Linked DNA regions of Homo sapiens: all the other regions are linked to region 3. The links are chromatin loops, found by intact Hi-C in ENCODE. Cell type or tissue: dorsolateral prefrontal cortex. All regions are shown on one strand.

The links. Peaks named below come from ENCODE experiments on the same cell type or tissue, not always from the same donor. Only the 100,000 strongest peaks of a DNase experiment are listed, where the experiment ranks them.
Region 1: a loop joins it to region 3, with 7 times the contacts of the local background. A loop is called at or near these places in 63 of 110 quality-filtered maps.
Region 2: a loop joins it to region 3, with 6 times the contacts of the local background. A loop is called at or near these places in 13 of 110 quality-filtered maps.

What each region holds. Positions count from the first base shown.
Region 1 is chr4:46,842,433-46,847,432 of GRCh38, forward strand. COX7B2 (cytochrome c oxidase subunit 7B2) reads right to left here. Exons shown (of 3, transcript NM_130902.3): 2 at 2,528-2,582. Among named protein-coding and RNA genes, the nearest start is that of COX7B2, 64 kb to the right of the region's middle. In dorsolateral prefrontal cortex, CTCF peaks have their summits at 2,078 (motif pointing right) and 2,285; a DNase peak (open chromatin) is centred at 2,069.
Region 2 is chr4:47,120,366-47,125,365 of GRCh38, forward strand. All of the region lies in intron 3 of GABRB1 (gamma-aminobutyric acid type A receptor subunit beta1), which reads left to right. Among named protein-coding and RNA genes, the nearest start is that of GABRB1, 91 kb to the left of the region's middle. In dorsolateral prefrontal cortex, CTCF peaks have their summits at 2,515 (motif pointing left) and 2,718; a DNase peak (open chromatin) is centred at 2,476; H3K27ac peaks cover 1,530 bases.
Region 3 is chr4:47,381,237-47,386,236 of GRCh38, forward strand. The region is part of intron 5 of GABRB1 (gamma-aminobutyric acid type A receptor subunit beta1); the gene reads left to right. Among named protein-coding and RNA genes, the nearest start is that of COMMD8, 80 kb to the right of the region's middle. In dorsolateral prefrontal cortex, CTCF peaks have their summits at 2,795 (motif pointing left) and 3,003; no DNase peak of the experiment used is centred here; H3K27ac peaks cover 1,162 bases.

The DNA.
Region 1 (5,000 bases), 540 kb before region 3:
GGTACATGTGCACAACTTGCAGGTTTGTTACATATGTATACATGTGCCATGCTGATGTGCTGCACCCATTAACTCATCATTTAACATTAGGTATATCTCCTAATGCTATCCCTCCCCACTCCCCCCACCCCACAACAGTCCCCGGTGTGTGATGTTCCCCTTCCTGTGTCCATGTGTTCTCATTATTCAATTCCCACCTATGAGTGAGAACATGCGGTGTTTGGTTTTTTGTCCTTGCGATAGTTTGCTGAGAATGATGGTTTCCAGTTTCATCCATGTCCCTACAAAGGACACGAACTCATCATTTTTTATGGCTGCATAGTATTCCATGGTGTATATGTGCCACATTTTCTTAATCCAGTCTATCATTGTTGGACATTTAGGTTGGTTCGAAGTCTTTGCTATTGTGAATAGTGCTGCTATAAACATACGTGTGCATGTGTCTTTACAGCAGCATGATTTATAATCCTTTGGGTATATACCCAGTAATGGGATGGCTGGGTCAAATGGTATTTCCAGTTCTAGATCCCTGAGGAATCGCCACACTGATTTCCACAATGGTTGAACTAGCTTACAGTCCCACCAACAGTGTAAAAGTGTTCCTATTTCTCCACATCCTCTCCAGCACCTGTTGTTTCCTGACTTTTTAATGATCACCATTCTAACTGGTGTGAGATAGTATCTCATTATGGTTTTGATTTGCATTTCTCTGATGGCCACTGATGATGAGCTCACTTTAAGTCAGAAAGACCTGAATTAGAATCTTGGCTTGTCCATTTATGAGGCTTCTTAGCATCACTAAGCCTCATCAATAATAGAGAAATAATAATACCACATTCACACACTTGTGAAAAATAAGGGGTGTCATAAGGTACCCATATCTGGCATATAATAAGTTTTAAGCACATATTAATGTAAAGAATGTATTAAGGACATCCTCTGAAGTAGTGATTTGCATTCCTCTTTTACAGAAAAGACTGAGACTCCGAGAGAGTCATCAACTTGTCCACAGTCATGATTTTTACAAGTAAATATGAAAGCTGGGATTCAAACACAGGTCTACTAAGGCAGATTCATTGCTCTGATTTTTTTAATCTATGTTTTTAAAAACATTCTTTCAACAAGCCAGCCAGGAATTAATGTAAATATTGTACTGAGCTTATGGTTTCAGAATCAAAGGAGAGAGGAACATAGAGAAAAAAATAAAAGCAAAAGCAGTCTACTGCAAACAGTTCACAATTGTAGTTCTGCAAATTATTAAATTTCAAACAATTTATATGAGAAATGGTTAAATGAAGATAATATAGTCTGAAGAAGAGACAATTAGGGAAAATAATTGCAATTATCAAATATACAGAAATGTGATTTAGAATATTATGTGTACTTTCACTTTGCAAGAGTGGTTTATATTCCTAAAGGATTAAAAATAAAATACAAGAAAAAAAGTTACAAAACAGGTACTTTGCTGCCAATTTTGGCTGCAATTCTATGGGGTTATTCCCTGGTGGCAGGTAATAAATAAGAGTCCTATTTATGACACATGGGTGAATTATTTTGCTTATATTTGCAAGTTATATCACCAGAGAGGAGTTTCTGGCTTGTAAGGAAATATCAACATTTGGGTTATTTAGTTTCTACACAATAGATATTTTAAAAGCAAAATATATTGTCTGAATTCTCATGTTAAATTATTATAATGTCCATGAACTTACCAAAAAGAAATTGTTCACAGCAATTTGCCACTTAACAAAGTTATTACCACCAAATAACTTGATTATCCTGTAAAATTTTATCGCAATATATAATTTCATACTTAATAAATGTCATATTATTGGCCATTAGCTTGACTGAGGAAGTTTAGGAATTAAATATTCCCAAATTCGGCTTTCAAGCTGACCACTGACTCCAGACACGGTCATGGATAAGGACAAGAAAAATATTAAATACAAATGTCTAGATGGTTACACACCATACTGACCAAGTCAACCCGGCAAAAAAGGCCCATCACCATCTAATAGCAAAATGAAATTTTTAAAACGTCTAAAAGTCACGGAAGCATATAAATATACAACCACACCAGGGGGCGCTCTTAACACTGAAATGATGGATGGCATATTTTAAGACACGTGGTGGTCTCAGCTGTCCAAATGAAAGATTTTCTAAGCATGTAGTACTTGGCACAAGTGCTTATCTTTTGAAAATGTTTGCTGGCAATACACACATTTTCTTTTGTATCCAACTGTTCGTGTAGTTAAGACTATCAAGTTAGTCTATCAAGTAAAACATTTACTGCTGATAAAAAATATTTTATTTTTGAAACATTTGTCTACTTAAACTGACATCTGTCTCTTTGTGTAGTTGGGCTGATTCTCAGTAATAAACATCGTGCTTAAAAGTACATACAATTTTTTAAAAATGAATTCAGTGTGAATTTTATTTTTTACAAAATTTCCTACCAGAACTTTAACTTTTACTTTGTGAAAGTGTAATGTAGGTAGTGTGGGTCTTTTCCATATTTTCTCGTTACCTGTTAGAAATCTGAAGCTCAAATGCTCTCCTCAGAAAGTTTCAGATTCTGCTTCCTAAAAAAATGCAATTAGAAAATTAGTGTCAGATTTCAAAGACAATGAAAAAGCCAGAGGTAAGTACAGGCTATGTTACTCAGAGAAAATCACCATATACTACTTCATTAACAGTAAATATTGTCATACAAATGATATCTGATTAAAATAATTTTTAAGAAACAAAGTTGAAAAGGAAGCATCGTAAAGCACATGACAAGGGCCTAGCTACCTGTTTTCCAATAGTGGTAGAGAATGAGTCTTTAAACTTTTCTCAACCCATGTGGTTGAGATAACTCTCTTTTTTATACCAGCTACCTTCATGAGTCACCACTCACCTGTACCCAACCTCAAATGGAAGGTTCTGGCCAAGGTTTGCCTAATATGCTTGGAGACTTCTCAGCAACTTCCTTCATGCAAGTTCAAGGAAACAGAAATGGACTTCTCTAATGTTTGAGCCCTAAATCAAATTAACCAGCAGACTAATGCCTCAAATGTGGTTGAAAGGAATATATTTTTCATTCTATAACAATAGTGAGGATTTAAAGTTAAAAAATCTAGAGAAAATGATACATTTATTTACTACTTTAGAGTATATGTGCATAACAGAAAGTCCCACCCAAAAAGCAGATATTAATAGTTCTCAAGGATGTAGGGACACAGAAAAAAAGAGCATAGGATAAAAGAAAAACAGTCCACAGAAGAAAAAACCCTGGAGGGGTATGCTGGGAGAGGAGTCAGGTGACTACCACTGCCTGTTTTACCTCCTTCTTAATGCCTGGAGTGAAACAAGAACTGAGATATTCACCAAGGTACATGTACATGTTTGGTGAGAGGCAACATTTGATGTAAAATAATCTGGCATATGGTTAAACTGCATGAGTATCCATCAACAGCAAAGTCAGAGGCAGTGGTGTTGAGGTTCTTTGTGGTCAATCTGACTAGAAGTAGGTTCTGAGCCAGTTGCTAGGAAATGGAGATAGACTTTACCCCCATTAGGGCTGGAATGGTAACCAGAGGGCTACCAAGTAACCTAAATTTTAAATCAGACCCTAGTGCCAACTGAAGATGCTAAACAAGAAATGGCAAGTTTCAAACGTTTTGAAGGTAAAATAGTTTTGTAAGTGCTTATGAATCCAGGATTAATTGAAGATGCTGCAGATACCAAGGTGAGAACAAGACTAACTGCGTTATTTGTTCATTCATTCAACAAATACTTAATGAGCATCTATTTATATACCAAGAACATTTAACGGCTTCAGATAAAGCAATGAACAGAAGAGACAGCGATCTGTGTCCTCATGAAACTCACATTCTAGTAGGAAACAGGGACCATAAACAATAAATATAATGAATAACCTATATAGAATGTTGTAAGATTATAAGTACAGGAAAAAAAGGAGAAGGGAGAGCAGTATAAAGGACACTTGGAACACAGGAAGGAAAAAAAATAGATTGCAACAGCAAAAAGGTGAATAGGGTAGGACTCATCTGTAATGTTTCACATATCAAAGGCCATGAGGGAGGTGAGGGAGTCAGACATGCAGTCTTCTGGGGGAAGAGTGTTCCAGTAAAAGGGAACAGTGAGTTGAACGGCTCTAAAGTGAGAGGGTACCTGAGCTGCTCAGAAAACAGCAAGTTAGCCACTATTCTGGAATGGAATGAAAAAGGGAACAGTAGTAGAAGAGGCTAGAGAAGTAACAAAAAAGCCAGATGGTGTAGCTTTTACTGGGAATAAAACAGGAAGCATTTTTACAAAGTGGAGAGAAATGGTCAGAGACTGAATATATTTTGAAAATAGACGGGACAGGATTTTCTGATAAGCTAGATGTGGGTATGAAGAATGTAGAGTCAAGGATGATACAAAGGTTTTTATCTGAGTAACTGAGCTGGCATTTAGTGAGGCTAGAAGAGTGTGGGAAAAAACAGGTGATTGGTGGGAAATAATTATTCTGGGTTTAGATATATGAAATTTGAGATGTCCACTAGATCTATCCAAGAGGAACTATATATAAACTATGCAGTTGGCTATACTGGTGTGAAGTTTGAGGACGATCAAATTTAACACCATAGATATAGCCGTTGAGATGTAAGAAGAAATGAGTGCAGATAGAGGGGAGAGGACAGAGAACTAGCCCTCAAGTGGACAGACTCAGGTGCTCCATTATCCTCACCTTCTCGTGTTCACATCCCTGTATGATTCCCATCTCCCAGAATGTAGGCAGGATCTGTAACTTGTTTCTAACCAATAGAATATGTGACGGTGAGATGTATGTGAAGCAAGCATCATGTGGGGGAAACAATCTGGCAAGGAACTGAGGGAAGCCTCTAGAAACTTAGGGCAGCCTCCAGCTGCCAGCTTGCAAGGCCTTCAGCCTCCAGCCAACAAAACATAAGGCCCTCCCTCCTATAGCTCGAAGAAAATAAGCTCTGCAGAAA
Region 2 (5,000 bases), 260 kb before region 3:
AATCTCCACTCCCCTGTGGCCCAGGGCTGGTCTAGAAATGCCATCCATGAGCCAAGGTCTGGAACTGGGGACTCTGAGAGCCTGCCTGGTGCTTTACCTCGCTGCAGCTGAACTGGTACCTAAGCTGCAAGGCAAAATCCCCTTTACTCTTTCCTCTGCTTTTCTCAAGCAGATGGAGTCTCTCCTCATAATCACCACAGCTGTGAATATTCTGGGTCACACCTGAACCCAGCATGTCTCAAGAGTCTCACTGAAAGTCCACGGCATGTACTCCTAGTTACAGGTACTGATTATTCAGGATCCAACAGCTCTTTAATCAACAGTTGATAAATCATGCCAGGGCTAGGTCCTTCCTCTCAAGGCAGCAGGTTCCCTTCTGACCAATTGTGTCTAGAGATGTCATCCAGGAGCTAGGGTCTGCAGTGGGGTCCTCATGACTCTGCCCAGTGCCCTATTCTACTGTGGCTGAGTTGATATCCAGGTTGCAAGAGTCCTTTTTACTCTCCCCTCTCCTCTTCTGAAGCAGAAGAAAGGAGACTTTTCGGATCTATGAGCTGTGCTGCCTGGTGTTGAAGAAGGGGCACAAGCTGCCCTGGCTGGTGTCTCACTAGGCTGCATGCCCTCCAACTCCACTGGCTCTGAGCCCAGGACAGCACTAAGACTTGCCTGGGAGTTGCAGTCATTGTAACTTAGACTACCATTCAAGTTTATTTAGGACCCCAGAGCACTTTAGTCCTTGGTGGCAAAGCTTAGTAAAACTCAGGCTCTGACCACTGGGTTGGGTAAACTCAGGCTCTGACCACTCCTCTGGCTAGGGCTCATCTAAATGCTCCCTCCATGTCCATGTGTGTTGGCTGAGTTCTGCCCAGTGTTGACAGGAGTGAGTTTTAATGCAAAGCCCCACAATTGCTGTGCTTTTCTTCTTCCAAGCACATAGATTCTCTCTCCCCACCCCTGAGGCCACTGCCAGGGAATAGGAGATGGGTGGCATCGGAAAATCAAGACTGTCTTTACTACTCTCTTCAGTGTCTCTTTCAGCGATATGAAGTTAAAAAACCAAGTACTGTGATCACTCACCTGAGTTTTGGTTTTTAGAAGGTGCTTTTTTGTGTCAATAGTTGTTAAATTTGGTGTTCCTGAAGGGAGGATGATTGATGAAGGCTTCCATTTGGCCATCTTGCTTCACCTCCCACTCCTAAATAGAATGTGATTTTCAAAAATTGTGCACAAAATTATATTTTATAACATATGAGGACACAAAAATGCCACTAAATTGAGATGTATCTAAGGTATTTCTCTATCATAATATATTTTCAATATGGGAAAGGAATCCACCTCAAAGAATGAATATGCAAACTAATTTTTGTTAAGCTGAGTCATAGTTAAATTATTTTATGCAAATTAAAGACAACAGTCGTTTGGAATTTTGAGATGGTTTTCTTATACTAGGGACTTATAAACGATTATTCTAAATGGAAACAAAATATGTTTTATCAAGCAATCCCATTTGATTTGAACATACTTCAATGCATTTAATTTCTTAAAGCTTCTGTTTTTACTACTTAATAGTTAAATAATATTAATTTGTTAGGCATGATCTTCTTGTGAACATACCCAGAAAAAAGGCATGTCTATTTCCTAGTATTCTAATCCATTTCCATGATATCTATATCCTTAACTCCTCTCTAGACTCTCAGACTCCAAAAACAGCCTAGAGCAGAGCTTCTGGGAAAGTCCTGTCAGTACTTAATATGTGATCATCCTAGTTCTGTAACACTGCCCTGAGCTTATACCTCCAAAATCACATAACTGGATTTATGCTTGAAAACTTTGAATCATCAGTGGCCAAGGAAATACTTTTCTGCAGAGAGGTTTAAATTTTTAGTTGACAGTGTTGAATCTCAATTTGCTGAATTTGTTCTGGGTGAAATAATTTTCAGACTGTTTAGTTCATCATTTTTTGTAGAAAAAGTCTTCCTTTTTTTCACATTTGATACGTTTCCCATGATTATCAGTTAAGGTCCAATAAGAAGACAGGAACCAGAACAGATTTCTTTTTGACCAGAGAAATATAAAGAATTGTTAACTAGCCGTAAAGTTGTCAACTGAGCAACTGAAAGAGTAAAAGGTAATTCTAACATATCATGGAAGCACCAACTTCAGAAAGCAGGTACTACTCTCATGGTAAAATAAGGAAAGATGTTAGAAAACTTAAGACACTGAGAGGAAGAACCCCATGGAACTGAAACTCCAGTCTCAAAGGACACTGGGTGCTTCTAAGCAGGAGCTAATGTCTCTGAGGGGAAGTATGATAGACTTGGTTCTGCAAGTGTTGTAAAAACTGCAACAGCTGCTGTCACAGGACAAAACTGTCACTGCTGAGTTGATGAAGCCTTGCTGAAGTGAGGCTCACAGGAACCACAGTGGGCAAGAAGCTCACTGGAAACAAGTAGAAAGGAGCAAGTACTTTCTTCTTCCCCTAGCCTTGAAGCCTTCCTCTAGCTCCCTCTACTGGCAGATCCTGAGAAAAACGAGCTGACCAGCTGAAATGACTGGTAGAATACTAGCCCTAACTCAGCACGTATATAGTGTAAAAGCTTGGGATTGAAGCTGTGAAACAGAAATTTAATAGCTGTTATACTGTCTTATTAACCTACAAAATAGGAAGCTGCAATTATACAATGCAATGAAAGCGAGTAGATGTACAACTCATTTTCTCTTGAATTATTCCAGTGCTCTGCCTTTTTGACATCACAAACATAACTTGAAATTCAATGATTCAGTATTTATTTTTTCACTCTTTTAAATACAATTTATTCACTACCTACTTTACAAAAGGTACTATTCTGGGCTAGAGACGAAATAAATCCAGTTCTTATACATACATATGTGTATGTGTGTGTGTGTATTTATACATATATATGATTATATATAATATGTATTATATAATATTATATATATTAGATAATATTATATAATATATATTAGATAATATATTATACTTTAGATATTATATTTTATATATATATTACATATATACATATATACACATATATATTATATATTATAATATATTATTTTATATATTATAATATATTATATATTATAATATATTACATTATTTCATATATTATAATATATTATATATTATAATATATTACATTATTTCATATATTATAATATATTATATATTATAATATATTACATTATTTCATATATTATAATATATTACATTATTTCATATATTATAATATATTATATATTATAATATATTACATTATTTTATATATATAAATATATATGATATGATATATCATATATATGATATATTATATATATAATATGATATATGATATATGATATATCATATATTATTATATATATAATATATTATAATATATTATATATCATATATTATTATATATAATATATTATATATCATATATTATATATTATATTATATTATATATTATATTATATATATTATATCATATATATGATATATATCTTATATATAATATATATAATATATAATATATTATATATTAATATATGATATATAATATATTATATATATTATATATATCATATATATGTATAAATGCACACATGCACACACACACACACATGCATATATATATAATCTTGCTTTTCTGGCATATATATACCTGAAAAAAATATATATATACACATCTAACTATACATCTGCAGTCATAAAGGCCTCAGATAAGTCTTTCAGTTGTTTAAACCAATTGTTAGAGGAGCTCATGAGGGCTTATAGATCATTTGAGAAAAAAAGTTAAAAATTTATGAGAGAAACCTCATGGTCTTAAAGGATGAGTAGAATTTTAAAATTGGATATTGGCATTAGAAGAGTTTTGCAAACAGAATGCATGTTCATTCTGGGTTTATGGATAACTGGCAACAACTGCGTGACCTGATTTCAGACCTGCTCAACTGCAATCCTGGAGGCAGTACCATTAGCCCCAGCATGAGAAGGTCTGTACCTGCCAAAACTAATCTGTAAAGACAGGAAGAGGTGTTTGGTCTTTCAAATACACAAACATCAACACAAGACTACACAATTTAAGAAGAATCAGGCAAATATAAAACCACAAAGGAAACTAATAAAGCTCTGTAACTAATCCTAAAGAAACGGAAATCTATAAATTGCCTGACAAAAAAATTCTAAATAATTGCTTCAAGGATTCTCAGTGCACTACACGAAAACAGACAGAAAACTCAGTGAAATCAGGAAAATAATACATGACAAAATTGGAAGTTCAACAAAGAAATAGAAATTGCAGAAAAGAACCTAACAAATTCTGGAGCTGAAAAATATGATAAATGAAATAAAATTGCAATACAGAACTTCAACAGCAGACTTGATTAAGCAGAAGAATCAGTGAACTAAAAGACAGGTCATGTGAAATCATCCAGTCAAGGAAGAAAGGAAAGAAAATGAAAAGGAGGAAGGAAAGACCACAGGATTTATTAGATACCATCAAGCAAACAAATATGCATTATGAGATTTCTAGAGGAAAATAAAGAGAGAAAGTTGCAGAAAATTTATTCAAAAAAATAATGGGAGGGGTATGGACATCTAAAGCCATGAAGCTTAGAGATTCCAAAACAGGATTAACCTGAAGAAGATTATATATAGACACATTCTAATTAACTTATCAAGAATTAAAGACAGATAATTTTGAAACAAGCAAGTAAAACACCACATAAAAGGGCATTTTCATGAGTCTATCGCAGATTTCTCTCAGCAGAGACCTTACAGGCTAAGAGAGAATGGAATGATATATACAAAGTTTTAAAAGAAAAACAGCTTCCAAACAAGAGTACTACTCCCAGCAAAGCTCTGGGAGAGATATGGATCTTCTCAGACAAATAAAAGCTGAAAGAGATTGTCACCATTAGCCCTGCCTTACACAAAATGTTAAAAGATGTTCTTCATATTGAAATGAAATGATGCTAATTATTTTATGCTATTA
Region 3 (5,000 bases):
CTAACTTCAGCTGTAACTTCTGTCTGGGGCTCACCACAAGCAGGATCAGGTCCTCACTCCACTGGTGACTGGGCATTTTGTGGGTGTCAACTCAGCTCCCACTCAACTCTCTGCACCAGTGATGTGCTCAAGACTTAACTGGTCTTTGTCTGATCCCTGGCAGGAACCATCCATGCTGCATCTTCCAATGGGATGACTCTGAGATCTCTTTCAGGAACACTGGTTCTCTCCCCGTGCGTGTTCATAATCAGGATTCCTCGGAAAGCCTCCCTTAGTTTAATAAACTCAGACAAAATTATCTCTTACACTCCACAGGCTTAACAGAGCATCCTGTCCATTCTCCCAAACAGTGGAATGAACAGCCTTCCCTACAAGGCTTGCTTCTACTCATGTCTCAGAACTTGGAAGAGGCTGTCTAACCTCATATTCCTACCCTAGAACCCAGCTTGAAGGGTCAGAGACAGACACAGGCCTTCCTAAATTCACATCTGACTTTTTCTTTCCTGTCTATTTCTCTTTCCCCCCTTCCCTGCCCTGAAGTGCCTTTAACTAGTGTATGTGCTGGGGAACTTATGGGTGAAGAGAATTATTTAGGAAGTTTGTATGTGTAAACATGCTTCTATCTTACTTTCTCGCCAACAGTTTCTAAACCAAAGAGCAAAGAATTTGCAAAAAATTACAAAGATTGTCAGATGCGAATTTCCCCTGTATCCTCCCCCCTCCAAGTAGTGTGTGACCACATTTTTATTGTCTAGGCTGGGGGTAGGGATAAGGTGCTTGGATTATAGTGAAGAAATTCTATTGTGACTGAATTACAAAACGATTTTGCATCTTCCCTTCTTAAATCTTCTATCCTAATAGAATAGAATCTAGGTATAATTATGCACCACATGTTACATCACCAAAACAAATGGTTTTAACATGAGCCATTCTACCAAACACAGCATCTCATAGCTATAGGCCAGGGTTTTTCAACATCAGCAATATTGACATGTTGGGTGGAATAATTCTTTTTTCTAGGCCACTGTACTGTTCTTTGTGGGAAGTTTAGCAGCATCCCAGGCCTCTACCTACTAAGTACCAGTAGCACTCCTTTCACAACCAAAAATAGACATTGCCAAATGTCTCTGGCAGGGGAAATCACCTGAGGTTGAGAATCACTGTTGTAGACCCACCCTGACACAACATGTGATGCCTATGTACTTGGAAGCATTCTTCTAAGCGTTTTGATGATGGATTGCTTCTAAGAAGCACTCTGTAGCTATCACTTTGCAAAATAACCTCTTTTATCTTTCCTGTAAGTCAGGTAGCACAGATTATTGGCCCCATTTCCACAGAGAGAAACTTGGAAGCATTCAGCCTTCCCAATCAGGTCATGGAACTCTGTACTTCCATTTTCTCCATCTGAAAAAGTGAAAAGTATCATCACTGCTTTTCTTCCCAAGCCTGAGATTGAGCAATAAGTACAGAGCATTGCCCTTTCCTAACTGCTATTCCCAAACTGTTCCATCCCAGGCAGCTCTAAAGACCAATTCATATTTGCAGGACTTCCTATTTCATGGACATCAGAAATAAAGCCTTCAACATAAACAAAATTGGCAGCTAGCCACGTATTTCATCAATGTAACTGCCAAATTACATGGAGTAAAAAATCAATTCTAGCAAAACCAATAATAATCGAATCAGTTCTTTTCCTTCATGCCCAGACACAATGCAATTTTTAAAACACAGACATTAATGTGCCCAACATGCCTACTACAATAACCTCTGTGACACCAATCTAGCACTTGGGAATGAGTGCAGATAAGCTATAGATACAAACAACTGTGAACTGTCAGCTTTACAACATTCTATTCACATGGATTTCAAAAGCCAAGAAATTATACAAGAAAGCATGACAGTTTGTGAATCTCAAAAGCACATAGCCTCCTAGTTGCTAAGGCTATCCAACCTGATTCTAGAGAGGATCCAAAAACCATGCCATATTTGAAGACAGCTGAGAATTGCCAGAGAAAAGCTATTTTTCTAGGAAAGAAAATCCACTATTTTCTATAGACACAAGAGCTTGGTAGAATATGATTATTGGAGGTTGTGTGCAATACCTCTGTGAAAACTCAGGTCAGGGACCACAACTTTGCATCCACAGATGAGAAAGGCATCCAATTTAAAAATTGAATTGGGTAGCAGCTCTCAATAAGTATCATCTGAGAGTGAGTGAATAAGGGATATGAGACTAAAATGATAGATTATACCTAAAAAAAAAATCAGGGACTAGGCAAATAAGTTAATAAAAATGAAAATTAAATTCTGATCTGATATATTAGTAATTTTTAATTCAATGCATCTTATTGCTTCCAGTTGTAAAATCATAACTGAGAGATGTGAAGAATGGGTTCATATCATTTATGGCACATAGATTTTTGTTCATTAATATGCATAGCTAAAATAGCGGGCATATGAGCTACCATACTCCTCAAAATGTTAGTGAAAGTATTATAACTTAAGCATTAAATATACCAAACAGGTCATTTTTTATAGTTACTTTAGTAATCAACTAGAGTTGCATATATTCAGATATATTTCTAGCTAAAGATCTGAATATGTGACAAGGTCTATTAATCATAATTGTTCTAGTGTCACTTAACATAAATGAATTTTAAAATAAAACCTTGTGAGAATCAGTGATCCAAAACTAAAATCATCATGAAAACCTAAAACTCCTGTAACTAAAGGAATAAAATCTTCACAGTATCATGTCGCTGCCTATGAATCTGGAAGATCTTGAGTGCCCTCTACAGGATATTTAAATAACTTTGATGTTTATTTTTCCCAAACAGGCAATTTCTAGAACGTAAAAATAACGTATCAGGTTTTATTTTTTAAATGATTACATATTCACCACGTAAAATTTTTGAAAGAAAAAATCATCCATAATATTATCATTCATAGATAACCACTATTAACTCTTTCCATATATAATCTTTGTTATATGTACACACACACATACATTTTTATTATATTTTTCTCTTAACAACATACCATAAACATTTTGCCATCACTGATTTTGGCAGGTTGAGGATTTTTTTTAGATTTTAATGGATTTTCCAAAAATGTGCTTTATTGACAAATCACTATTTCTCATCAGAATTTCTCAGTGAAAAGTGACCCCCACACCAAAATAAAAAAAAAAAAAGGAAAGAAGGTGAATTTAAATAAAACAAAACAAAACTCAGTAACCACTCAAGGGTGGGTTCATAACCAATAAAATCAGGATACACATGACTCTTCAAACCAAAAATACCATAGAGATATTCTGAATAGTTTCCCACATTGAGGATATAAGGTGGTCTTAGAAATTAAATTAGGTAAATAAGACTGTTATCCAAACTATCAAATCTGGGGTTTCAGGCCAAGAATAACACTGTTAGTGCAGTAAGGTTAAAGTAGTAGTACATTTAAGTTAGCTAGATAAGTGCCTCTGTTTCTATTTTACTTGTCCATGATCTTATTATCCTTAAAGGTAGTTTACACTTCAGAAAATAAAGGCATATTTGACACACTAAGTGCCTGTCAAAATCAGAGGTGACTCCCTTTTCTACACTAGGCCTGATTTTGTTTTTTATTTTTTAAAATAAAGCAATGATGCACATCTTTAAGGATGCCAAATAGATTAGGCATTCTTAACACTCAATTTGAAAACAATCTTTAAAAACATTATGATACTGACACACTAGTTTAGCTTCTTTGCACATGGGGTTAATTCCTTTTCATTTGTCCTAGTGAACGCTGTCATTACACTTTCCGGAGAATATTAACACGAAAGACTTTGCCTACAACCAAACAAATGTTTCAAAGTGGAAAGAGGTTTCAATCTTCCTTTTTAACCAGAGCAGAAATTACTGGCAGAGGCAACATCCTATCATAATAATGCCATGACCTCATCTGAGACTAGTTGAACAGCAAGATCCTCTCTATTCCATGATAACAATAATAAGTCAAGGTTGTCTGAATTTTGAAAGAGATTTCTCACAAACTTTGCAAGGAGTACATGTTTTATTTGGTTACAGTACTGTGAAACTCATCTTTTTGAGAAGGTTGTACCCAGATCTCAGTGGAAATTAAGAACAAGAGTAAACAGTCACAATTTATTTTCATTTCTCACCTGAGATTATTTTAAGAAGGGAGGTGCCGAGAATTGAGATGTTTATTACATGTATAGACGATGCAACAGGATTTCAAGACTGTAAAAGATTTGACCACAGGTATCTAAGAGAAATCTACTCTGTGATTATTAAAATAAATTGAAAACTCTGAACTGCTTTTACTCACAACATTTCTGACACCAAATGTTTGGGTTTGCCTCACACCAACCAATTCTCCTACTCTCTGGACACCAAGTGGATCTCTTACAATTCAATTCTGATTCTAACACTCAAGAGTTAGACTCCAGAGTCAGACTCCACAGGTTTAATGCCTCGGTCCCAGAAGACTGCATTCACTTCTGATGCCATTCACAAGCATTGGGTTCCCGGGTTACCCACAACTCTGTCCTACTTAGCTTCAAATCAGGGGCTCCCACAAACCTCCCTCTAGGTTTGACAATTTGCCGGAATGTCTCACAGAACTCAGGAAAACAGTCTACTTACTACTACTGGTTTATACAACTCAGGAGCAGCCAGATGAAAGAGACACATAGGGCAAAGAATGGCAGGGAGTTGTGGGGGTGCAAAGCTTTCATGCCCTCTCCAGGCATGCCACCCTCCCAGCACCTTGATGTGTTCACCAGCCTGGAAGGTCTTTGAACATTAGTGGGTTTTATGGAAGTTTCATCACATAGGCATGATGGATTATTAACTCAATCTACAGCTTTTCTCTGCTCTCTGGAGGTTGAGGTGGGGACTGTGAAAGTTTCAGGCTTCTAATCTGGGTATGGTCTTTTTGACAACCAGCCCCCATCCTGAAGCCATCTAGATGCTCACCAGAATCACTGCATTAAAATG